Regions from separate parts of the Homo sapiens genome. Here region 2 is linked to region 1. A link is a loop called in an ENCODE intact Hi-C map of the cell type or tissue named here. Cell type or tissue: chondrocyte. All regions are shown on one strand. Links, peaks and the distances in the headings refer to the core of each region. The heading gives the core; the rest is flanking DNA.

Evidence for each region. A loop is a pair of places that touch in the nucleus more often than their neighbours do. Peaks named below come from ENCODE experiments on the same cell type or tissue, not always from the same donor. Only the 100,000 strongest peaks of a DNase experiment are listed, where the experiment ranks them.
Region 2: it touches region 1 in a loop (1.9-fold over the local background); 9 of 110 quality-filtered maps call a loop at or near these places.

What each region holds. Positions count from the first base shown.
Region 1 is chr6:27,498,057-27,510,437 of GRCh38, reverse strand. It overlaps TRS-AGA2-4 (tRNA-Ser (anticodon AGA) 2-4), which reads right to left and starts at 7,399; the gene lies at 7,318-7,399. TRD-GTC2-7 (tRNA-Asp (anticodon GTC) 2-7) reads right to left here and starts at 6,694; the gene lies at 6,623-6,694. TRS-TGA4-1 (tRNA-Ser (anticodon TGA) 4-1) reads left to right here and starts at 4,529; the gene lies at 4,529-4,610. RefSeq lists silencers at 4,537-4,596, 4,175-4,606, 6,559-6,678 and enhancers at 4,717-4,796, 7,479-7,528, 7,709-7,988. In chondrocyte, for the core only: no CTCF peak of the experiment used is centred there; no DNase peak of the experiment used is centred there.
Region 2 is chr6:27,663,086-27,675,466 of GRCh38, reverse strand. TRI-AAT8-1 (tRNA-Ile (anticodon AAT) 8-1) reads right to left here and starts at 6,884; the gene lies at 6,811-6,884. LOC124901292 (a long non-coding RNA gene) reads left to right here and starts at 6,894. Exons shown (of 2, transcript XR_007059535.1): 1 at 6,894-7,119; 2 at 7,339-8,495. It overlaps TRR-ACG2-4 (tRNA-Arg (anticodon ACG) 2-4), which reads left to right and starts at 4,830; the gene lies at 4,830-4,902. It overlaps TRS-CGA3-1 (tRNA-Ser (anticodon CGA) 3-1), which reads left to right and starts at 2,936; the gene lies at 2,936-3,017. RefSeq lists silencers at 5,520-5,569, 5,403-5,697, 6,730-6,919, 6,666-6,948 and a cis regulatory region at 6,508-7,026. In chondrocyte, for the core only: a CTCF peak has its summit at 6,863; no DNase peak of the experiment used is centred there.

The DNA.
Region 1 (12,381 bases), core at 6,522-9,021:
TATTTGTTATTTTCAAGGGTTCTTGTTCCCTTTAATGCTCTTTAAAAAGTAATAGCATCTTAGTGAGCTATGACAGCACCACTGCACTCCAGCCTGGGCCACAGAATGAGACCCCGTCTTGAAATGATAATAATAATAACAGAATAGTATCTTATTATTCTCATATATACAGAATGCTTTCTTATTTCCCTGAGGATGTTTTCGTTTTTTGCTTCTGTTACCTATTTATCTCTATTTCCACCAGGCTCTCTTTCTTTCATTTGTTTGCGTTGGTACCTATCTTTTCTCCAATTTCTGGTGGCACATAGCAGTTCAGTCATATTTAGGAGGTAGACCCCTAAACCTAATTGGTACTATGGGCATGGTATGCCAATAAATAGGCCTCATTCTAGAATGATTGTGTATGATAGGCCATTTCAATCCAGACCCTTGATATGTCCATATCTACGGGTCAGTTTTCTTATGATGGTCCATTTTCTTGGGGAGCAGAATCTTTCAATCTTCTGCATGTTTAGGGCTAGAGGTAGAGAAAGCTTAGCTGTCCATACTTTCTGAAACAGAAAGGGAGCTTCAGGTGTCCTAAAGAGACTTTCATTCCATCTCCCAATTTTCAACATGCGCTTCACTCCCAATTTCAATTATACCTGGTATCCTTAAGTCAAGAGCATCTCCGGAGCTTTTTTTCCCAAAATAAACCCTCTATGAAGGAGGGGCAGTACAGACTAATGAGCCTAAGGTTACATGATTCTAACAACTCTTTTTGTTTGTTTGTTTGTTTGTTTGTTTTTGAGATGGACTCTTGCTCTGTTCCCCAGGCTGGAGTGCAATGGCACGATCTCAGCTCACTGCAACCTCCGCCTCCCAGGTTGAAGCGATTCTCATGCCTCAGCCTCCCAAGTAGCTGGGATCACAAGCGCACGTCACCACGCCTGGCTAATTTTTGTATTTTTAGTAGAGACGGGGGTTTCACCATGTTGGTCAAGCTGGTCTTGAACTCCCGACCTCGTGATCCACCCACCTTGGCCTCCCAAAGGGCAGGGATTACAGGCATGAGCCACCGCGCCCGGCCAGTTCTTCCAACTCTTAAGCCTTTCCAGGAATCTGTGATGTCAGCTTCGTTATTGTCGGCTTCCCACCTTGCAAACAGTTAGGTTTCAGCTTTATCCACTCTAATTCAATTACTATTTATCCAACTCCCTTCTGTCTCCCAAATTTTGTTGATAACTGTGGTATCCACCTAAATTCATGTTTCCTCCTCCATAGTACACTGTTGTCTGTGGGAATAAGCTACCCAGCCAAAGTCTGTATTTACCAGGTCTCCTTACACCTCAGTGAGGCCATATGATTAGTTATAATCAATAAATCATGAATGCAAGTAGCTTGTTTTTCTCCAGGCCTTTAAGAAGTGTGCACTTTCCCAAGCTTTAGGGGATAATAGATTCATAAGATGGAAGAGGCCTGGAACCTTGAATCACCACAAGGACACAAAACAGGTTCCTCTTTCTTTGCTGACACAAAAATCTGCAATCGACTGTTACATGAGTAAGACATAAATCTCAGGCCGAGGCGGGCGGATCACCTGAGGTCGGGAGTTTGAGACCAGCCTGACCAACATGGAGAAACCTCCGTCTCTACTAAAATTACAAAAAATTAGCCGGGCGCGGTGGCGCATGCCTGTAATCCCAGCTACTTGGGAGGCTGAGGCAGGAGAATCGCTAGAACTCGGGAGGCGGAGGTTGCGGTGAGCCGAGATGGCGCCATTGCACTCCAGCCTGGGCAACAAGAGTGAAACTCCGTCTCAAAAAAAAAGACAGAAATTTCCATTGCATCAAGCTACTTTAATTTGGGAAGCCAACAATGTTTTTTACTGTCTGTTATTTGCTTTCATGCTCTCTTAATCATTGTAGGTTTACACATTTTTGAATTGCTTTTACTGTCAACTTATGGGCATCTTAAGAAAGCAAAAATAAAGTCCTGGGTTTCACTACCATTTTAACCAGAAGTCCCCTTGAACAATGTGACCACTTGAGCCAAATGTTTGACTACTGAGTAACATCAAAGTGCTTGTGTCTAGGGACTACCTTTTCCCTGTTCCAGCAATAAAATACTATTTCTGCCCCTTCGTTTTTAAACCTGAATAATGATGTTTGCTTCACATAGTAGAAAAACAAAGAAAAAAACCCATTATGATCCTACAACCCAGACACAAATGGTAATGCATTGGTGTATTCTCCCACACCTCCCAAATACGTATAATGCAAAAATTTTACTTGAGGTTATACAATATATGCATTTAAAAAATTCTCCTCTTTTCATTTAACATTATATCACATGCTTCTTGCCTGAACTATCACAATCTTTTCGAAAATACTGTTATTTATTTATTTATTTTTGTTATCCACTAGTAAGAGTTGCAAAACATCGTTTTTATTGGCTTTGTAGCATTTTTCCAGGTAGATATAACCTATATTATGTAATCATCTTCCCTCCCATTGTTGGAAATGTTTGTTATTTTAATTATTTCATTATTATAACAAAATATCCTAAGTGTCTTTGAACATAAATGATTTCTTTTAGTTTGGATTGTTTCGCTAAGTGAGTTTTCTTCAAAATGAAGTGAGTCAGCTGGGCGCGGTGGCTCACACCTGTTATCCCAGCACTTTGGAAGGCCGAGGCAGGCAGATCACAAGGTCAGGAGTTCAAGACCATCTGGCCAACATGATGAAACTAAAAATACAGAAAAAAAAATAGCTGGACATGGTGGTGCATACCTGTAATCCCAGCTACTCGAGAGGCTGAGGCAGGAGAATCTCTTGAACCAGGGAGTTGGAGGTTGCAGTGAGCCAAGGTCCTGCCACTGCACTCCAAGCCTGGCGACAGAGCAAGACTCCATCTCAAGGAAAAAGAAAAAAAGAAGTGAGTCACCATTTGCACGAGCTTCCTGGTGGAATGGAGAAGTGCTAAGGCAGCAACAGCAAGGATCTTGTTCCAAGAACATGGGTAAGGGAGCTGATTAGTTTCCTAAGACTGCCCTAACAAATTACTATAAACTGGGTAACTTAAAAAGACAGATTTATTCTTAAGATTTTGGCCGGGTTGGTTGTTTTCTAGGTGCTCTGAGGGAAAATCTGAGACCTCTTTCCTTGCTCCTGATGGTTGAAGAAAATCCTTGGCATTCTTGGTTTGTAATTGCATCACTCCAGTCTCTGCCTCCCTCTCAACATAGCTTTTGAACTAGTGACTATGTGTCTGTGTCTCTAAATTTCTCACTTCCTATAAGGACAGCAGTCACTGGATTACTGGATTTAGAGCCTACCTGAATCCAGCATGATCTTCTCTTAACTTGATTAAATCAGCGAAGACTGTTTTCAAATAGGTCACACTCACAGGTACCACAGGTTAGGATTTCAACATATCTTTCTGGGCAACACAATGCAATTCACTTCAGGAGCAACTGCCTTTTTGTCTGCCCTAAACGAAAATGCATGTGGGAAAACTGTATCTGCAAGAGAGTTCGAGGGTCTCAGGTGTAAAAGAGATTCTCTCGTTTGTATCTGAAAGTCTGTCTGAATCTACTTGGTGGTACTTTGGCCAAGCATTTCAATTCCCAGAACTCAAAGCTGTAATCCCTGAGATTCCCCATTAAAGAATAAACAATAAAAGCCTGGTTCTGCAGTGTTTTCCTGAACCAACAGTCTTTAATCCTAGGGGGTAAAAAGGTATTAATATAGCTAGATTTAATGTGGCATTCACAAGCTCTTTTACGTTAGGAGGGACAGACAATGTTCTCAAGCTGCAAAATTTTGGAAAACATGTTATCTAAGCTTCTCCATATTCCCCTGGCTCCTGGGACTGCCTGCTTCCCTCCCTGGGGAAGGTGAAAAGGAGTGAGTTTTCCTGAGAGGATGGAGACCTTCCCATCAACTTTTTCTTCAGAGGGTCCACGAGGGCTAGGTCTTCCCTGCCCCTTCTCATCCTGCACCCCTGCTCAAATTGGGTTTCAACGAATTCTTTAAGCCAGAGAAAGGACAAAGCAGTTCAAAGCTGTTGAAGATATTTCTGGTTTAGTATTCAATACTGAAAGCAAAAGCAAATGACTCCAAGGTCATAATTCCTTCAAATTTCCTCTAGCAGGTTTCCTGTGCTATTGTCATTTGAGGCTGTGAAGCTACTAGGATCAGACCCTCAGCTCCAAACTCCCTTTCTGCTGGTTTCTCACAAATACCTGTGAACAGGTGCATCAACCGTGACTAGCAAGTGGAGTTCTAGGGGGAGAGAAAATCCAAGTCTCTTGTCTCAGAATGCTCCTTTGAACTCCACTTTTCTCAACTGAATTCCAATTCAGTATGGATGACTTATTTCATCTAAAAGCTGGAAGCTCTTAATGCACCTAGAAAATTCTTTGTTACTAGACTTAGTAACCAGGCACCAAAACATCTTTTACTGTAGTATCTACTTACCATACTACCCAAGAATGGCACACTGCTCACATCTTCAAAAGCTTAAACCAAGAGCACTACACAGGTGCGTAGTCGTGGCCGAGTGGTTAAGGCGATGGACTTGAAATCCATTGGGGTTTCCCCGCGCAGGTTCGAATCCTGTCGGCTACGGTTTGGTTTTAGCCTGACTTCTCCCAAATAGTTTCCTTCTAATTGCACCCCAAAGGCAACTGAGTCTCCTGGATTACAATTGTGTCATCTCCTTTGGTAACACTGCGTTGAACTCTGCATTCTAGCTGTCATCATCATTATTAACCCTGCGTTGTAGTTTACCTCTTTCTCTGAGTCCATTACTTTCCTCCTCCTCCAACATCCGAGACAACCGTGTCTCGAGTAAGAGAGAATCTATTGCTGTGGTGTAAACACCACCTAACGTTAATCCTGATTTGAGGAAGGCAATTCTCTTTTCCTCACCTACAAGCTCTGAGAATCGAAGTCAGACTCCATCGAGTTTTCTCTGTAGATAAGTCTAAGTTGCTTGTCTGGTGTGTGAAGATTTTGCCTATAGTGTATTAAGTGTTTTGTTAGCCCAAGTTTAGGGACTGTCATTCAACAGCAACAAGGCATTACCTGTTTTGCAGCAATAACAATGATTGTGATTGTAGCTTCAATATAAATTCGTTGGTTTGTAGACAGTACCACACACACTGTATCTTCTCGGCCTAAAAATTCGAGAGCCCAAGAATGGGAAAGGTTTATTAAACCACAGGAAGTGGATGTTAAAGCTAGCCTCTGGCTGCCAAGCCCTTATTATTTTTATTCTATTGATTTTGTTAAATGTCTTCATCTTACAGCTTAGAAAAATTCAAGGTGAAGTTCTCTGGCCCCAGTCTATTCTTCCTATCTTCTCCAGCACATTCAAAGACCAAGAACACTTATCTGGGCTTTACAGTAGATTCAGGAAACAGTGTAACTTCAGACACTCAGTACTTTGGTTCTCATACAGAATAAAGTTGGGAAGAAAAGGTCGAGGGAGAAGACGAAAAGATGTGGAAAAACAAGAAAACGGAAGAGAGGAGAAAGGCCAGGAGATTGAAGGAATGGAACAAAAGAGAAGCTAGCAGGGTGCCAAATATAGGAATGTTCTCACCCCTCTTGCCCACTTTTATTCTGAGTTTCCTCTGTCTTAGCAACCCCTAAATGCCCTTGCTCTTGCTCTGACAGGCAACTTTCCACTATCTCCACTCTTTGAAATCAGCCCCTGATGTCAAGGCACTTCTTAAAGTCCAATTCCTCCACAGAGGCATTTGTATTGTTTCCAGTTTGGCTATTATAACTAGTGCTGCCATGAATATTCTTGTACATGTATTTCAGTGAATATAAATAAATATTTTTGTTGGAGAGATATACTTATGGGTGGAATTACAGAGTCACAGTACATGTATACATTCAAGATTTAATATATAATGCTAAGTCATTCTCGCAAGTGATTGAGCCAATTTACACCCCCTGAGCAAGTATCACATTGTCCTGATTGCTATGGCTTTTTAAGTAACCCCCCCCCCATTTCAGGTAGCTCAATTTTTATTTTAAATCTGACATACATTCACTAACACATTGCCTGAAGCTTCAGATATTGTTGAAAGCAGCAGTGTTGACATTCCTCATGTGCTCCTGAAACTTGGGAATCTCCTCAAAAGTCTGTGGCCACTTTGTCATCTTCCCTCATACATTTGATCGACATCTTGTGGATTCTATAGTTTGGAGTTGCCCAGGTCAGCCATTGCAGCTGGGGCATACACGAGCCCCCAGCTGGGCCTTGTCGATATCTTCATTCCAAGATTTGATGTCTAGAAGGATGGAGGACTTGAACATTTACATGAGCTTTCTGACCATGCAAATAAGAGGCAGATGCTAGACAACTGTATTCTCGTTAACTTTTAATGAGTACATTTTGTGTCATTTAAACCTAGATTCTCCTATGGGCCTTAAAGTAACTGTGACTTTGAGGTTTCAGAATTGACTGGAATGTTTCTCTGATCAGAGCAGCGGTCTTAGGAGTGAGGAAAGTCGAGAGGGTCCATTGGCAGTTAAGGAGGAATGGCAGAGGGGTCCCACCGCAGCTCTGCTCTCAGAGCCAGGTAGGGGCCATCAGTGGGCAGAAGATGCAAAAAGCAACTTTTCTCCCCGTCGGGGAATCGAACCCCGGTCTCCCGCGTGACAGGCGGGGATACTCACCACTATACTAACGAGGAAGAACTCTGCGTCAGCGAGTTTTGACTACCTCTAATAAACTTAAGTATTCTTGCCCACTTTTTTAAGTCTGTAAGTTTGTATTCTACTAAATTGATTATACTTGGCGAATTTACACTTTAATCTGCCGCCTAAGCCAAAACGACGGGGTCTGTCAGGACAGCCTGGTCTTTCGATTGTGGTGGTGTCGAGATCTCTGACAGTGTTTCTAGTCATTTGCAACCAGCGAGACCGGGTGACCAAAGCAGTTGAACCATTGATTCCACAGAAACTGATAATTGACCAAAGACTTGGACCTCTGACTAGGACTAAATTTCCATGAAGAGGAAAGCACTATCAAGACTTGTAACAGGTATAGGCTTCAGGAGGGTTTGGAAGGCAGGGAAACGAGAGGCGTCCCCAAGAACCGTACAAAGGTACCGCTAACGGGAAAATGACTAGGTATCTGCTAATTAAGGTACCCATAATCTTATGAAAATAGTAGGTATTCAGTAACTTCCACCCTCCATTGTTGTGGGGTTTCAGGATCGGGGAAGTACCAAACAAATTCAGTTCGCAACACGTGAGTTGGCTTAAATTTCTTTCTTCTAAATTTTCTGTTGTTAATTATCTAAAACCTCGAACTCGTAGTCGGCAGGATTCGAACCTGCGCGGGGAGACCCCAATGGATTTCTAGTCCATCGCCTTAACCACTCGGCCACGACTACACAGAATCACAACGTTTTTTTTCACGGTATAGACATGAGAAAATGCAAATCAGGATAATTACTATCTAGGTACAAGAAAATGGGCTTTGTGAGTTGAACGCAAACTTTCAGGTACAACGAGAGTTTGGTTAAAAAAAAAAAAGCAAAAAAAGCCAACCTCCTGTGCCACCTGGACAAGAGCACTGGAATGAGAGTACTCCCGCGTGAGGATGAGCATCATCAGCGTTCCAAACAAAGAATACAAACTTCACGTTAGTAAACAGTGAGCGAGCTCCCGTCGGCGCCCGGAAGTAGGCTGTGGTCTGAGCTCTGGCAGTGGAGTCTCTGCAACTGGAACTAAACTTTGCTAATTAACAAGTGGACTGAGACCCTAACTTACGGCCCCCACTTATCTATTGCCTTTGAACAGCCTGTCTTCCGATAGCCCTGGACACTTTGGAAGATTGCATAACTTGTGGGAAATCAGCACTTTGATCAAAGTGGAAAATGGGCAGAAACAGCTGGTGATTTACATGATTTACATAGTTACGATGCAAGGATGTCCACTGTGGCATTGTTTGTATATAGCATGTAAATATGCTAACTAGTAAGGGAATGGTGTGATGCATTCCTATCACAGGGTACTATGCAGCTGTTAAAGAATTAGATTCTTATCGTTTTACTTGGAAATGTGTGTAAACTTTAATCCACAAAATAGCGAACATAAATAGTTCTATTTATATCGAATGAACCCCCAAATTAAAGTCCATTAAAAACATCCGAAGGGACGCTCACCAATCTAACAAAAGAGCAAAATGGAATGTAAGTGAGAGATTAAAATATCAATTTCGATTACTTTTGTATTCTTTACATTTGTCATAAAAACAATCTGCATTATTTATATAATTGGAAAATTAAAAATGGAAAAACAGACTGCATTAATTATATAATTGGAAAATTAAAAATGGAAAAACAGGCTAAAATATGCCATTGCATACTTACGCATTTAAAAACTGGTTGTGTAAAAACAAAAAAGTTAATACTAATTTATCTGAGGTGTTGAATCATAGCTCCTCATCGTTTTCTTCTTTTAGCTCTTCTCTCTTTCAAATTTTCAAGCAAAGTATATGTATTTATTTGTATTTTTACTTGAAGTGTTCCCACTCTTCCTTAAGACTACAAGATGATTGTAATACCTTGTTATCTGTTTGAAGAAATAAGGAGTGGTATGGCATTGATATTGAACCAGTAAAAATAATGCTACTATCTAACTATTCTAAATTTCACATTTTAGAAAATGCCTTCACATTCAGGATCTCATGTAACTCTCAGAACAGTTCCATGAGGTGCTGCCACCCACTTTTACAATAAGAAAAATGTCCGGATAAGAGAACTTTGTACATTCACAGGGCTACTGAGTATTGAAATCAAAGCATCTTACTCTGTATCAATTACTCTTTCCTTATAGAGATGGAAAATGACACCTTTAAGAAAAGAAAGGCACAGTCCTCTCAGCATTCAAAGGATAAATCCCACTTGGTCGCAGCATATCACCCTTTTTAAAAATTGCTGATTCAATTCGCTAACATTTGTTAAGAATATTTACACCTATTTTCATGAGGAACATTGGTTTGTAATTTTTTTTTTTCTCAAACTGTGATCTGGTGTTTGTTCACTTTGTTTTTGCTGAGGTAGGGCTATTTCATTTTTTATTTTTTATGGTAGCTTATTTTATTGAGGTAAAATATATATGTTTAATTTACCATCTTTACCATTTTTAAGTGTACAGTTCAGTAGAAATAAATACATTTATATTCTTTGTTTCCCTTCATCCCTCCCAAGTTTTGATATCAACTAATATTCAATTCATAAAATGAGTAGGAAAGTGTTCTCTACTTTTCCAGTTTCTGGAAAAGTTTATGTACACATGATATTATTTCCTCTTTAAAGGTTTGGTAGACTCCACCAATGAAGCCATCTAGGCCTGGATTTTTCTTTTAGAGAGGTTTTTAATTATAAATTATATTTTTAACAGTTATATTACAATTCAGATTATTTCTTGAGTGGGTTTTAGTAGTTTCTACCTTTTGAGAAATTGATATATTTCATCTAATTTGTCAAATTAATTGGCATATTATCCAAAATATTCTTTTATTTTTTGTATAATCTAGGTAAATGTCCCCTGTTTCTTTCCTGCTACATTTATTTTCTGAGCAGTCCGACTGGAGATTTATCAATATTATTCATCTTTTCAAAGCACTGGTTTTTAGATTTCATTGATCTTCTCTATTGTTTTTCTATTTCATTCTCTTTTGCTCTTTAATATTTGTTCTCTTCCACTTACTTTGAATTTAATTTACTCTTATTTTTCTCGTTTGTTAAGGTGAAACTATAGATGATTGATTGACACTTTTTTTTTTTTTAAGGGTCTGGCTCTGTCACCCAGGCTGGGGAGCAGCTGGGGTGTAGTGGCACGATTTCTGCTTGCTGCAGCCTCCACTTCTCCAGCTCAAGCATTCTTCCCACCTCAGCCTCCTGAGTAGCTGGGACTGCAGTCACCCGCCAGCCACCAACCTGGCTTGTCCCTCCCTCCCTCTCTTCCTTCCTTCCTCTCTCCCTTTCTCTCTCTCTTTCTCTCTCTCTCTCCCTCCCTCCCTTCCTTCCCTCCCTCTGACCTTTCTTTCTCTCTCTCCCTCCCTTCCTTCCCTCCCTCCGACCTTTCTTTCTCTCTCTCTCCCTCCCTCCCTTCTTTCCATCCCTCCTTCCCTCCTTCTCTTTTCTTTTCTTCCTTTCTTTCCTTCCTTCCTTCTCTCTCCTTCCTTCCCTTCCTTCCTTCCTTTCCTTCTTTCTCTTTCTTTCTCTTTCTTTCTTTCTTTCTCTCTCTCTCTCTCTTTCTTTCTTTCTTTCCTGTTTTCCTGTTCTTCTGGTAGAGATGGGGTCTCACCATGCTGCCCAGGCTGGTCTCAAATCCCTGGGCTCAAGCACTCCTCCTGCCTCAGCCCCTCAAAGTGCTGGGATTACAAGCATGAGCCACAGCACCTGACCACTTTTTTCATAATAAGCTTTTTTTCTTTTTTCTATAAAAGCTTTTTTCCTATGAAAAGCTTTAGCTGCATTTTGTTATATTTTGTTACCATTTTTATTTAGTTCAAAATAATTTAAATTTCCCTTGTGATATATTATTTGGTTTTAGATTATTTTGTTTAATTTCTGTTAATTGATTTCTGGTTTAATTCTGTTGTGGTCACAAAATATACTTTCTGTAATTTCAGTCCTTTTAAGCTTACTGTGACTTATTTTTTAGTCCAAAATAAGGTCTGTCTTGGTAAGTATTCTATGAGCGCTTGAAAAGAAAGTTTTCTGTTATTGCTGAGAAAAGCGTTATATAAATGTTAATGAGGTCAAATTTGTGGTAATGTGGTTCAAATCTTCTGTATTCGTACTGAATTTTCAGACTACTTGTTCTATCAATTACTGAGAAAGAAGTGTTAAAATTTCCAACTATTAGCCTGGCTCAGTGGCTCACGCCTGTAATCCCAGCACTTTGGGAGGCCAAGGGGGGTGGATCACCTGAGGTCAGGAATTTGAGACCAGCCTGACCAACATAGTGAAATCCCGTCTCTACTAAAAATACAAAAATTAGCTGGGTGTGGTGGTGGGCACCTGTAATCCCAGCTACTCAGGAGGCTGAGGCAGGAGAATCACTTGAACCCGGGAGGCGGAGGTTGCAGTGAGCCGAGATGGCACCACTGTGCTCCAGCCAGGGTACAGAGCAAGACTGTCTCAAAAAATAAATAAATAAATAAATAAATAATAAAAAATATAATTTCCAACTATATTTGAGTAATTTTTCTATTTCTCCTTGCAGTTTAGTAGGTTTTGCTACACATATTTTGAAGCACTATTTGTAGGTGCATACATGTAGGGTTGTTGTGGCGGCTTCTTGGTGCATTGACCTCTTTATCATTATTAAATGTTCCTCTTAATCTGATTATAGGCAGTAAATAGGGCAATTTCTTTCTCATTTTTTCCCTTTTCCCAGGTATCAAAATTAGTCACTGCCTATTGTCTATCTGAAGAAAATTGTTATATATACTTTGTACAGTTTTCCAGTTGTTTAAGGTGGTAGGGTAAGTCTGGTTTCTATTACTTTACCATGGGGAAGAAACAGGAGTCCTTTTGGCACTGGTCTTAAAATGACCAATTTCACTTTAATCCTGGTGGGATATCATCCTTTCCTTTGAGTTGTGTTTACTGATCCTCTTCCTCCATGATCCTTTTCTTGACTATACACTTTACTGCACCTAATTTTATTCATAATTAACATTGTGAGAGTCAACAATTGCAACAGGTCCATGAAAAATAATTGGTTATTAGTTACATGGATATCTTCTTTTATAAAATGTTTATTCAAGTTTTTGATCATTTAGTTGAGTCATTGATATGTAGCAGTCAAGATTCAATAAAAGAAGCAGAACCACTGGGATGCACTTCAAGCTTCAGCGTTATAAAGACTGTGGGGCAGGTTATCAAGAAAGGAAGAAAGAGGTAAAGTGGGGAATATTAGAACAAGCTGGAACCCACAAGCATGAACTGGATCCCCACAGGATGAACTGAAATCTGTGTCAGCTCTTGTTGCCTCTCCTTGGTGTTGTAGTATTCTACAGAAGACAGGGTCCTTTGCTTGAAGCTAAACACAGACATTTGGCTCAAAAATTACAGAGGTTGAAGGAGAACCCACAGGAAGGTGGGGTAGTTGCAGGCACAAATACTGCCATGTGACAAGATAAGTCAGCAGGTGAGTTAGCATGAGCTACAAAATGACTGCTACTTAGCTTTCTTTCTCAAATCTTCTGCAAGAATATCTCTTGGGGACCATCCTAACCAGAGACACACAGAAAAAGAAATTCTGGGGAATGTAGTTCAGCCTGGCCAAGTTGATACCATAGCAGTGAAGATAATGTTTGGTATCAATTAAAAATAAAATTTAAATTTAAAAAATG
Region 2 (12,381 bases), core at 5,544-8,043, 170 kb before region 1:
GGAAGAAGAAATAAGATAAAAGACCTACAAAAGGCCAGGCACAGTGGCTCACGCCTGCAATCTCAGCACTTTGGGAGGCCAAGGCGGGCGGATCACGAGTTCAGGAGATCGAGACCAACCTGGCTAACATGGTGAAACCCCGTCTCTACTAAAAATACAAAAAATTTGCTGGGCGAGGTGGCACGCGCCTGTAGTCCCAGCTACTCCGGAGGCTGAGGCAGGGGAATTGCTTGAACCCAGGAGGTGGAGGTTGCAGTGAGCTGAGATCTCGCCACTGCACTCCAGCCTGGGCAACAGAGCGAGAGACTCCGTTTCAAAAAAAAAAAAAAAAACCTAAGACAGTTGCTCATAAAGAAAGCAAGAAAGCAACAAAGCTAAGACTCCCACTCAGAGAGTGGGCAGTACTTCCTCTCGCTAGGGGCAGGTCAAAAGGAGGACTCCCACGGGAGCCTAGCTTGGGTCCCAGTTGGCAGAAAAATATAAACAGATGTTCTGTTGGGCGACTCGAATAATTCTTATTTTTATATACAATCTTTCAGAAAAGAACTATAATAATTATGATGTGATACTATTCTAGAGAATAACTAATTGATATTTTTACTTTATTAACCTTTTTTCTTGTGTGCATACAAACATGCACATATACACAGTTTTGGAGGAAAAGACAGTTATAGTTCATAGTTTACTATAAATGCTTATCATCCAACTCAATAGAAATTTTCTACAAATGCGTATCATACAATTCGAGAGAAATCTATGTGCTCCAGAATGTACAAAAGTTATGCAATGTTCCAAAGAGTGTCATTGTCACCTCTGGTTTTTTGTTTTCTTTAAAGACAAGGTTTCACTCTGTCATCCTAGTGCAGTGATGTGATTATGGCTCATTGCAACCTCTGACTCCCAGGCTCAAGCAATCCTTCCACATCAGCCTCCCAAGTAGCTGGGGCTACAGGCGTGTTCCACCACACATGACTAAGCAATCACATTTTAGATAAAACATCAAAGATATGTCCCATGAAAGAAGTAATAAACGTCATTAAAATTTAAAATTCTACTCTGCTAGAGATAATATCAGAAGAGTGAGAAGACACAGATTAAAGAAAATATTTGCAAAAAGCTTATGTAATGAACAACTTATTCAAAATATGCAAAGGACTCTTAAAACTAAACAGCAGGAACACAACCCAATAAAAAAATAGGCTAAAGACCCTAACAGATATTGCTAAAGAAGATATACAGATGGCCAATGAGCATAAGAAAAGATGCTCCACATTATATGTAAACAGACAGATGTATTATTGTTTTAATTGTATTATACCACTCACTACCCACCTATTAGAATGGCCAAAATCTGGAACACTGACCACACCTACACTGGTGAGGTTATGGAGCAACAGAAACTCTCATTCATTGTTGGTGGGAATGAAAAATGGTACAGCTACTTTGGAAGACAGTTTGGTGGTTTCTTACAACACTAGACATACTTTTATTATATGATCCAGCAATCACACCCCTTGGCAACTATGCAAAGGAGCTGAAAACATGTCTACACAAAACCTGCACATAAATGTTTATAGAAGCTTTATTCATAATTGCCAAAAGTTGGAAGTAACCAATATGTCTTTCAGTAGGTAAATGAATAAATATACTACGGTACCTCAGACAATGGAATATTATTCAGCCCTAAAAATAAATGAGTTATTAAAGCATGAAAAGACACGGAGGAATCTTAAATGCTTATTACTAAGTGGAAGACAACCAGGAAAATTGTTACCCTAAAGTCAATTGAAGAAAGTGTTGTAAGAAGGAGAATGTATTAATAGCTGCAGCTATCCCAAGTAAGGTGAGGACTGGGAAATGATTTTAGCCATGTGGAGATAATCGGCGACCTTGTCAAGGCATTATAGGATCACTGACAGTCCTTCAGAGGCTGGTAGGTGGATTAATGTGGTGATAGATGTGCGTGGAAGGTCTCTTCTGATTGTGAAGTAGGAAGTAAAGTCATCAATTGAACACAAGGATGGGAGAGGAGGTGTTGGAGCATTGGCATGAGAGATATGAAATAGTGACTTATTTTTTTTTTTTTTGAGACGGAGTCTCACTGTCTGTCACCCAGGCTGGAGGGCAGTGGCGCCATCTCAGCTCACTGCAACTCCGCCTCCCAGGTTCAAGTTATTCTCCTGCCTCAGCCTCCCGAGTAGCTGGGATTACAGGCGCGAGCCATCACATCTGGCTTTTTTTTTTTTTTTTTTTTAGTAGAGATGGGGTTTCGCCATGTTGGCCAGGCTGGTCTCGAACTCCTAACCTCAGGTGATCTCCCCCCCCGCCTCGGCCTCCAAAGTGCTAGGATTACAGGCTTGGACCACTGCATCCGGCTGAAACAGTGACTTAGAACAAGAGGATTGGGAGTGGACTAATCTAATCGCGTATGGTACAATTTGCCTGGTAGCCTTGAGCACCTACTTGACATTCATTGTCATGAATTTAAAGTGAGGTCTGTCAACTGATTGTTTTTCTTCCGCCATGTTTAGCTGCCCTGGTTGTGGCTTTGCCAAAGGAGTACAAAGTGAGAGAGGCAGGGAAATTGAGAGTGCAGCAAGAACGTGACTCTAACATGTGCTGGGTAAAGAGAGAAGAAAATTCATGAACTGGAGGGAGGAATAGGGAACAGACAACTGAGTCTCCGGGGATTTGTTCCAGCAACAAAAGCAGCCACTAAGCACCAAATAAGTTTCTGATGCATAGAGAGTCAGATAACAAGTAAAGATTAAGACACTATTATGTTTCCCAGGAACTTCTTATTGAAAGAGAGAGACAAATATATAAAAAGTGACAAATACAAACACGGAAGCATTAACCTGCCGTGGGAACATTAAAAAGCGAGAGAGTCAAAGAGCCTAACACGACTTCCTCTGAAACAAAAAGTGTCCTCGGAGCTGTGATGGCCGAGTGGTTAAGGTGTTGGACTCGAAATCCAATGGGGGTTCCCCGCGCAGGTTCAAATCCTGCTCACAGCGTCGCCATTTTCTGGTTAGATTTCCAATTTGCTACTTTCATCAGTTAGCTTTCATTAGTTCACTAGGATAGAAAGTTGTGAGTGCTATCGCTGTGGCTTTTACAGCGCGCGCACACTTGTGGAAATGTACATCAAGAAATATGTACATTTGAAGGCCGGGCGCGGTGGCTCACTTCTGCAATCCCCGCACTTGGGGAGGCCGAAACGGGCGGATCATTTGAGGTCAGGGGTTGGAGACCAGCCTGACCAACACGGTGAAACCCCGTCTCTACTAAAAATGCAGAAAAATTAGCCGGGCTTACTGGCGCACGCCTGTAGTCCCAGCTACTTGGGAGCCTGAGGCAGAAGAATCGCTTGAACCTGGGAGGCGAAGGTTGCAGTGAGCCGAGATCGCGCCACTGCACTCCAGCCTGGGAGACAGAGTGAGACTGTCTCAAAGAAAAAGAAGATACTAGTTGTCTTACATCTAATCATAATGGCAAATACAAGACAGGTGCAACGTTGAAAATATTAGGAATACAATTTCCCTTTTAGATTACTAGTATGACAGCTTTCTTAAAGCATTCTCAGGCAGCAATCTTTACTTTGTATTTGTCCTGATCTCACAGCTGGTGGGAGCCAAAAAAATTAGGATGATAACAATCCGTCATATGCATTAGTTGCTCTTCAAAGCGTTTTGTATAAACGAGGAAACAGAGGCACAAAGAGGATATATTTTGGCTTCTGACCACCTTCTTAAACCCATACGAAACTTCGTCTCCTTATAAGCACTTCTTCATTTTCCACTATTTTGCTTACTTTGAACAGCTATGCAAGTAAAGTTCCTTTTTCTAAGTTTCTATGTCAAATGTGATTCTGAAAAATGTGTACTTTCCCGAATTCTTGACTCCTCGTTAAATTTGAGTGTCTTCATCTGCTACTTTGAGTTGTAATACCATTTTACAATAAACTTCTCCCTAGTGAGTGGGTACTTGTTTTTTCCTTTTGGACGAGAAGAGGGAAAAACTATGATTAATACTTCCAGAAATGTATTACAAAGCACTTTACTTTTGGCAATATCTAAATTTAAAATAATACATATTGCTCATTACTGATCCACATACATCATTAGTGCCCAATGTAAGTATATTAAAAATGAAATTCAGGCCAGACACGGTGGCTCACGCCTGTAATCCCAGCACTTCGGGAGGCCGAGGCGGGCGAGTCACCTGAAGTAGGAAGTTCGAGATCAGCCTGACCAACACGGAGAAACCCCGTCTTTACTAAAAATACAAAATTAGCCGTGCATGGAGGCACATGCCTGTAATCCCAGCTACTTGGGAGGCTGAGGCATGAGAATCACTTGAACCCAGGAGGCGGTGGTTGCAGTGAGCCGAGATCGCGCCGCTGCACTCCAGCCTGGGCAACAAGAGCGAAACTCCGACTCAAAAAAAAAAAAAAAAAAAAAAAAAATCAAATTCAGGTAAAAGCAGCTGATTGGCCTGAAAAATAAGTAACAAAAAGCTAAAAAGTAGGCACACACATGAAAGAGAAGATAGAAACACCAATATTGCTTTGAAGGAAAGACATTCATCTTAGCTCATATATAATGTTTCAAAGATGAAAAATGGTCATTATTTTCAATAAAGACACTTTATGTGAATGTCTATTATGCCAACAAACCACAAAAGAAAACATGCTTTCCTTGAATCAGTGTGGTTTGGGGTTTTAATCCCTACCTAAATAAAGAAACAATCTTTTTTTTTTCTGGCCCCAATAGTATAATACAATATAATTATGAAAAGAGTAACAGTTAAGACAGCGTTACAGGCAGGGGCCAGTGGCGCAATGGATAACGCGTCTGACTACGGATCAGAAGATTCTAGGTTCGACTCCTGGCTGGCTCGCTTGTGCTCTCACTTTTTCCTTCTTCAAAGCCGTATTAACAATCCTGTGAATGTCCTTTTCCAGAGTGGTGCTGTTACTTGAACGTGAAAGAGACAAGCGTCGAAAGAGCCAACTTACAGGATTTTGTTTCTACCTTTCATCTCATTCTCAACTGGAGAAAGGAGAAAGGAGAAAAAGACCATTAGAAAGCTTAAAAATCAAAGAAGCTTTAAAAAAATGTTTTTTCACGTATATCTTCTTCATCGGTATTTTTTTCCATTGGGAGAAGTCCACATTCCTGGCGTCTCTGAGGCACAGCTCTTTCCCTGGGCATGACTGTTGTCAAAAAGAAAGGGGACATCTGAAGAAACGTTGAATCATAAAGGCAGGGCTGTGGGGATGCAGGATGCAAGCTGCTCCTTGCATCAGCTGGGCCCCCTACACAGAGCTCAACCCTGAAGTCGGTGGACCCACCTCAGCCTCAACATCGCCCCAATCCACCACTCCCGCCACGGGCCTCTTCTCTGCCTCCCAGGTTCCCACCACTTTTCCTCCGCCCTGAGATCCTAGAGAAATAGAAGACAGGAGAATCGGCAGGGACAGAGATAGACAGACAGACAGACAGACAGATAGACAGATATCCCAGAAGAAGATGAGTGTGGAAGGTGGCAGCTTTGGGGCGGTGTCTGAACAGAAGGACCTCCTTTCTCAGCGACCAGGAAGATGGTGGAGGAGAGAGAGGCTGGGAGGCAACCACAGTCAAGCGGGGGAAAATTCCTCAAACTAAACCAAAAGAGCATCTTAATATGTGGCTCGGTTTCCGAACGTGTAGCTTGGATCTTCGCTCTGCATCTCAGGTGAGTTTACTTTAGTCACTTACCAGTATGCGCTGTCAGGGGCACTGCGGGTAAACGAATGAAACCACAAACCTGGTAGTCCAAATGTGTTGGGCTGTGGCCAAGTTGAACGGAGAACTGGCGATTCTTAAAACACCGCATTCACTTATATACTCTTTAAGCTAAAGGGGAGAAATTTTCCGTGAAAGCCAGTGGCAGCCTCACGTGGTGTGGGCATTTATTTGCCTTGGAAACTGCCTGGGATCAGAAAAAAAGAATGAAGCACAGCCATTGCGAGGAACAAAACCTCGTATCTTGCTGCTATTAGTATCACACTCTCACCAAGTCACTGGCCACGCTGAGCCTGCTTTCCTTTCCCTATCGAAACTCGTTTAAAGCGTCAAAATAATATTGTCTCCCTTTCAATATTGAGAATGAAAAAAATAGAAAAAAGTATATATTGCTTCCTAACGTTTCACTAAAAACTAAACAGGCAAATGTCATATCTCTTCTTAATTCCCCATTCCCTAAAACACACCCACCTAGCTGCCGCACTACTCCAACCCAATTTTCTTCAGTACATTCTTCCTAATGCTTGCATCTTTTTTGTTGTTCTTTGTTTGTTTTGAGACGGAGTTTCGCTCTTGTTGCCCAGGCCCAGGCTGGGGTACTATGGCACGGCCTCAGCTCACCGCAACCTCCGCCTCCCGGGCTCAAGTGATTCTCCTGCCTCAGCCTCCCTAGTAGCTGGGATTACAGGCATGAGCCCAGCTTATTTTGTATTTTTAATAGAGACGGGGTTTCACCATATTGGTCAGGCTGGTCTCCAATTCCCGACCTCAAATGATCACCCCGCCTCGGCCCCCCAAAGTGCTGGGATTACAGATTCGAGCCACCGTGCCCGGCCTGTTCTTTTCATTTTTCACAATAAAGGGAAACGAACGTAAATAGCCTTCTCGCTTGACGAATAAGAGGGCGTCTTAATTTCGGATTCAGAGCACCTGGGATTCGATTCGGAGCACCTGTGATTCGACAGGCTTAAATTAAAAGGCCTCCCTTCAGGTAAGTGAAGGGCCCCACTATGGCATCCAGTGGCCCGTACGGGGATCGAACCCGCGACCTTGGCGTTATTAGCACCACGCTCTAGCCGACTGAGCTAACCGGCCACACGAATGCGCTGCTGTTTTAAAGGAAACCATATATAAATTCGTTGATATTTTTGTTTTTCTAAATAAAACAGAACTTTTTTCTTTCTTACTCCTTTCAAGAGACCTTTGAGACTATATTTACAGACTTTAGCAAGGAAGTCCAAACTATTTTAACTCTGAGCCAGACTAGAAAATTCACGGAGAAATTTTTGACAGAGGATGTGGAAAAAGCGCTGTAATAGGATTTTCAATGGTGAGTGAAGGGAACCTCCTCTTTTTATTTTATTTTTGTTGTTGTTAGACAACAAATTTTTTTTTTTGAACGGCACTGCTCCTTGCGGAGTATGGCTAATTCAAAGGCAGTACGCCCAGAGTCGGCAGCCTTCTCTTTTTAGAGTCATGTCAGTGTACTGGATCGCAAGTTGCAAACTTCCCTTTAGTGACTTGTAACTTAAGGACTTATTATTTTCAGGTTGGTTCAAGACAACGCCGCCGAAAGGAAGGCGAATGGGGTTGAGGGAAAGAGCCGCGCCTTCTCAGTGTCTCTGAAGTCACAAACATAAGCACTGATGTAATCGGCGAAGATATTCAGGGGTGGAAACTGAGGTAGCCCAGCAGTACCGGAATTACATAGTAAATCTGGTATGTTTTTTGAGGGTGGTAGAAAAGGGCTACAGAGGTTTGCAGAAGGGCAAGGTTGTGGTGGCACCCCGCTAGGTATTAAGTCTCATTTAACAGCACTTGCTGTGTGTCACTCAAATTCTAACTTGGGAACCGAAGGATTTCAGCCCGAGTTGGAGAGGCCAGAATAAGTGAGATACGCTCTTTCATCCTTGGTCAGGCTACTGGTTTCATCACCTGGAGACAAGTTGAAAGAAACCTCCTGCAGCGTCAGGAACTATCTCTCTACATGTGCCTGGGGTTTCCTTCGTGTTTTTGGAACTTTCAAGATCACTGACGCCTAATAAACTTTTAACGAATATATTAGCAGTTAAATGAATCAGCAAGTAACGATTTTGTTGATTCTAAAACTGACGCTGGCGCGAGGAAGTGTTGGAATTCCAGTGTTACTCTTAATGTATTCAACGGTTAAAGACCGAAGTACCACCAGGAGCTTCGATGTTTTTCATTCTTCTAGTCCTCAAGAGGTTTTATCCTAGGTGTCAAGAACTGAGGCTTCTACTTGCTCAAAAATCACCTGAAAGTAAACTCTCTGATACAGTTCCTGCAGTAACACATCCTCTTCACCGGTCGCAAGGAATTACATTCTGGCTTTTGAGGATCCCTCTTGCACATTCTGACTGGTGTTTATATACCTCCGAAGTTCACATGTAAAGCCATACCAAGGGAATGAACTTGTCATATATGACATCAACACCGGAAGGATTACCCTTTTTTCTCCTTCAGATAAATGGGAGCTAATCTTCTAACATTCCTGTACTCTGTCCTGAGGCTTGTTGGTAGGCAGAGCTCTTCATGCTGTCCTGACTCTAACAGCACCAGCCTGGGTACTTGCTCTTTCTTTTGTAACGAAAACCAAATACTATTGAAGAAAATCTGCACCTGGGACTAGAGAAATCACATTTTTTGCTAGTAACACCTAAGATTAAAATCTGTTCTTCTACCCCACCCCCACCTTCAATTGTGTTTCCCGGATCCAAAAACCGTATTATTCTTTACTTTGCTTCAAATGAAATACTATGTGTTAACGTTACCAGCAGTAATTCCAGACAAAAAGAGGAGTTCAATACAAGGTTTTCTGTCCTTCCTTAACCGTAAACATGATATAAAATGAGGATCAAATCTCCGTTAATCCTAGATCCTAACTATCCCCATATCCTCCTCAGAGACTATCGAATTTCTTACTTTCTTATCTTCCCTAAAATAATCTATGCATAATCAAGCATATCATTACTATCTTCACCTGCATTATAGGCAACACAGCGGAACATCTGTCACAAGTGTCTTGTAAGATATATGTATTGTTTTCTTTTTCTTTCTTTTTTTTTTTTTTTTTTTTTTTTGAGACGGAGTCTCTGTCGCCCAGGCTGGAGTGCAGTGGAGCGATCTCGGCTCACTGCAGCCTCCGCCTCCTGGGCTCAAGCGATTCTCCTGCCTCAGCCCTCCCCAAGTAGCGGGGATTACAGGCGCCCGCCACCACACCCGTCTATTTTTTGTATTTTTAGTAGAGACGGGGTTTCACCATGTTGTCCAGGCCGCTATCGAACTCCTGACCTCAGGTGATCCGGCCGCCTCAGCCTTCCAAAGTGTTGGGATTACCGGCATGAGCCACCGATCTTGACCATGTAAGATAATTTCAAAATATTTATGTTATATTCCAGATTAGGTTATTTTAATTTTCTAAGACTGCCTCAGGAAAAATACTGAATCAATACTAACAATTTTTTTTTAAAGAAATGTGGATGACCTCACCGTGTTGTCCAGGCTGGCCTTGATTTATAGAACCAAGTGATCCTCTCGCCTGAGCCTCCCAAGTATCTGGGGCCACTGTGCTCCCGCACCTGCCACTGTGCCCAGCTCATTTATTTTACAATGTGAATATATATATGCGCATATATGTGTGTGTGTGTGTGTGTGTGTGTGTGTAATCACATATAGCCTTAGTATTACTAAAATTCAGGTTATTTTTAATATGTCCTCTCTTGCGTCTCTGCACAGTAAAAATGACTAGCTATGCACTGGGACTGTCCCTGCAACTGAAAACAACTAAAATGCTGTACAAAACAAGCAAAGCTTCTAAAAAAATTCAAAGTGCTGATAATAATTTAAGGATTTAACAGACCAAATTCTGAGTGAAAGTAGAAACACAGGGAGTTAAGCATAGAACTGAAAGTGCTTGGCCAGGCGCCGTGACTCACTCCGGTAATCCCAGCACCTTGGGAGGCCGAGGCGGGCAGATCACCTAAGGTCAGGAGTTTGAGACCAGCCTGGCCAACAAGGCGAAACCCCGTCTCTACTAAAAAAATACAAAAATTAGCCTGGTGTGGCGGAGGGCCCCTGTAATCCCAGTTACTCGGGAGGCTGAGGCAGGAGAATCGCTTGAATCCGGGAGGCGGAGTTTGCAGTAAGCCGAGATCAAGCCACCGCACTCCAGCCTGGGCTACTCCAGCCTGGGCGATACTCCGTCTTAAAAAAAAAAAAAGTGCTTATGCCCTGATTCTTATGTGTTTCATAACATCATGACATGTAAGTGTGGCCGGGCATGGTGGCTCACGCCTGTAATCCCAACGCTTTGGGAGGCCGAGGTGAGGGGATCACGAGGTCAGGTGACCGAGACCATCCTAGCCAACATGGTGAAACCCCGTCTCTACTAAAAATACAAAAAAATTGCTTGAACCCAACAGACGGAGGTTGCAGTGAGCCGAGATCACGCCACTGCACTCCAACCTGGGCGACAGAGCGAGACTCCATCTGAAAAACAAACAAGCAAAAAAACATGTAAGTGCACACTGAATGAGGTACTGAATAAGATTGCTTTCTTCCCCTCAACGAATTACTAAAACCTGTGGAGGAGCTCATGTTTATGGGCGTGGAACTGCGTTTTGTGAAATGACTTACAAGAGCCCTTTTCATTATAAAGGCAAATGCATGTATTCCCTTACCATATAAATTAAATGTCAATATGGACTTACATATTGGTAGATGGCTGACATTTGGTGGAGGGCCAGTATTACACAGTTAACGCGGCCAAACATTAATTTAGCAGAGTCGACATGTACAAAAGAGTCCGGAAACAGCTGTCGAAACCCGGAATTGAACCAGAGACCTGCAGAAGATCTTCAGTCTAACACTCTCCCAATTGAGCTATTTCGGCCATCTATAAGGAATGAGTTGGTTTTTTTTTTTATTCTTTTTTTTTTTTTTTTTTTTTTTTTTTTTTTGTCAGTTGCTTTCAAATCGCCCTTCATGAACACCCTCCTAGTTTCCCTTCTGGGTGCTATATTTCAGAGAAAGTAAAACATATGTGGTTCCTTAGGAAATTAATTGGATGGGCATAGGGATTTTGTGATTCAAAACTTCCTGCTGAAATGGGATGCTTCCTAGAATTGAAGACACCACCAGACACCACCATCTGGGATAATTTCTTTTCTTTTTTTTTTCTTTTTTTTTTTTTTTTTGTTTTTCTGAGACAGTTTTGCTCTTGTTGCCCAGGCTGGAGTGCAATGGCGCGATCTTGGCTCACCGCAACCTCCCCCTCCCGGGTTCAAGCGATTCTCCTGCCTCAGCCTCCCAAGTAGCTGAGATTACAGACATGCGGTACCACGCCAAGATTTTTTTTTTTTTTTTTTTTTTTTGTATTTTTAGTACAGATGGGGTTTCTCCATGTTGGTCAGGCTGGTCTCGAACTCCCGACCTCAGGTGATCCGCCCGCCTCGTCTCCCAAAGTGCTGGTATTACAGGCGTGAGCCACCACGCCTGGCCGGAAGTATTGAGTTTTAGGAAAAATGAAGTATTATGCACATATATTTACTTGAGAATATACATTTCTTTTTGGCAAATTCTACCTAATATAAGGCTAAACACACTAATCTAGGAATAGTAATTATTTCTGAGAAAGGGAGTGGCATTGCAGGTGAGGAGATATTTTTGCTGTTTTTCCTGTATTGTGTAGAATATTTATATTCAGAAAATAGCCATTATTTGGATAATTAAAAGAATAATAATTTGGCATATACTATATTAAAATACATGAGATAGTTGAAGTCGACAAACCTTACCTCCTACGTAATGTAAAACTTTATACTATTTAGTTATTGACAAAGCCAAACACAACCTTCCTCTTTTTTTTTTTTTTTTTTTTTTTGGGACGGAGTCTCGCTCTCTCTCCCACTCTCCCAGTCCTGCAGTGCAGTGGCGCGATCTCGGCTCACTGCAAGCTCCGCCTCCAGGGTTCACGCCATTCTCCTGCCTCAGCCTCCCGAGTAGCTGAGACTATAGGCGCCCGCACCACGCCCGGCTAACTTTTTGTATTTTTAGTAGAGACGGGGGTTTCACCGTGTTAGCCAGGATGGTCTCGATCTCCTGACCTCATGATCCATCCGCGTCGGCCTCCCAAAGTGCTGGGATTACAGGCGTGAGCCACCACGCCCGGACACAAACCTTCCCCTTTTGCCTGAACCTGCTGATAGGCAGACCGTTCCCTTTTATTTCCTAGCCAATCCAGTTCTCTGTTTCATGAGTGATTAGCTAAAATTAGAACTGTTTGTCTCTGTGTTGCAGGTCTCCAAGACTCACTCCTAGGTTCAATGATTGGCTAGAAGGGCTCACAGGACTCAGCATATAATCATCCTCACAAGTAATTCCAAATGTAAATAACGTCACCTATAACTTTTGAAGTTATATTTTTACCTCACCTTCCTCCACCTATTTGTACCACACCTTCCCCAACTCCCTGGCAACCACTGATCTTTTTTACTATCTACCTCTCTTTATAAAAGTCTAAGCAAAACCATCCTGCAGAGTACACTCTGATCTTCAGATCCAGAGTGCTCTC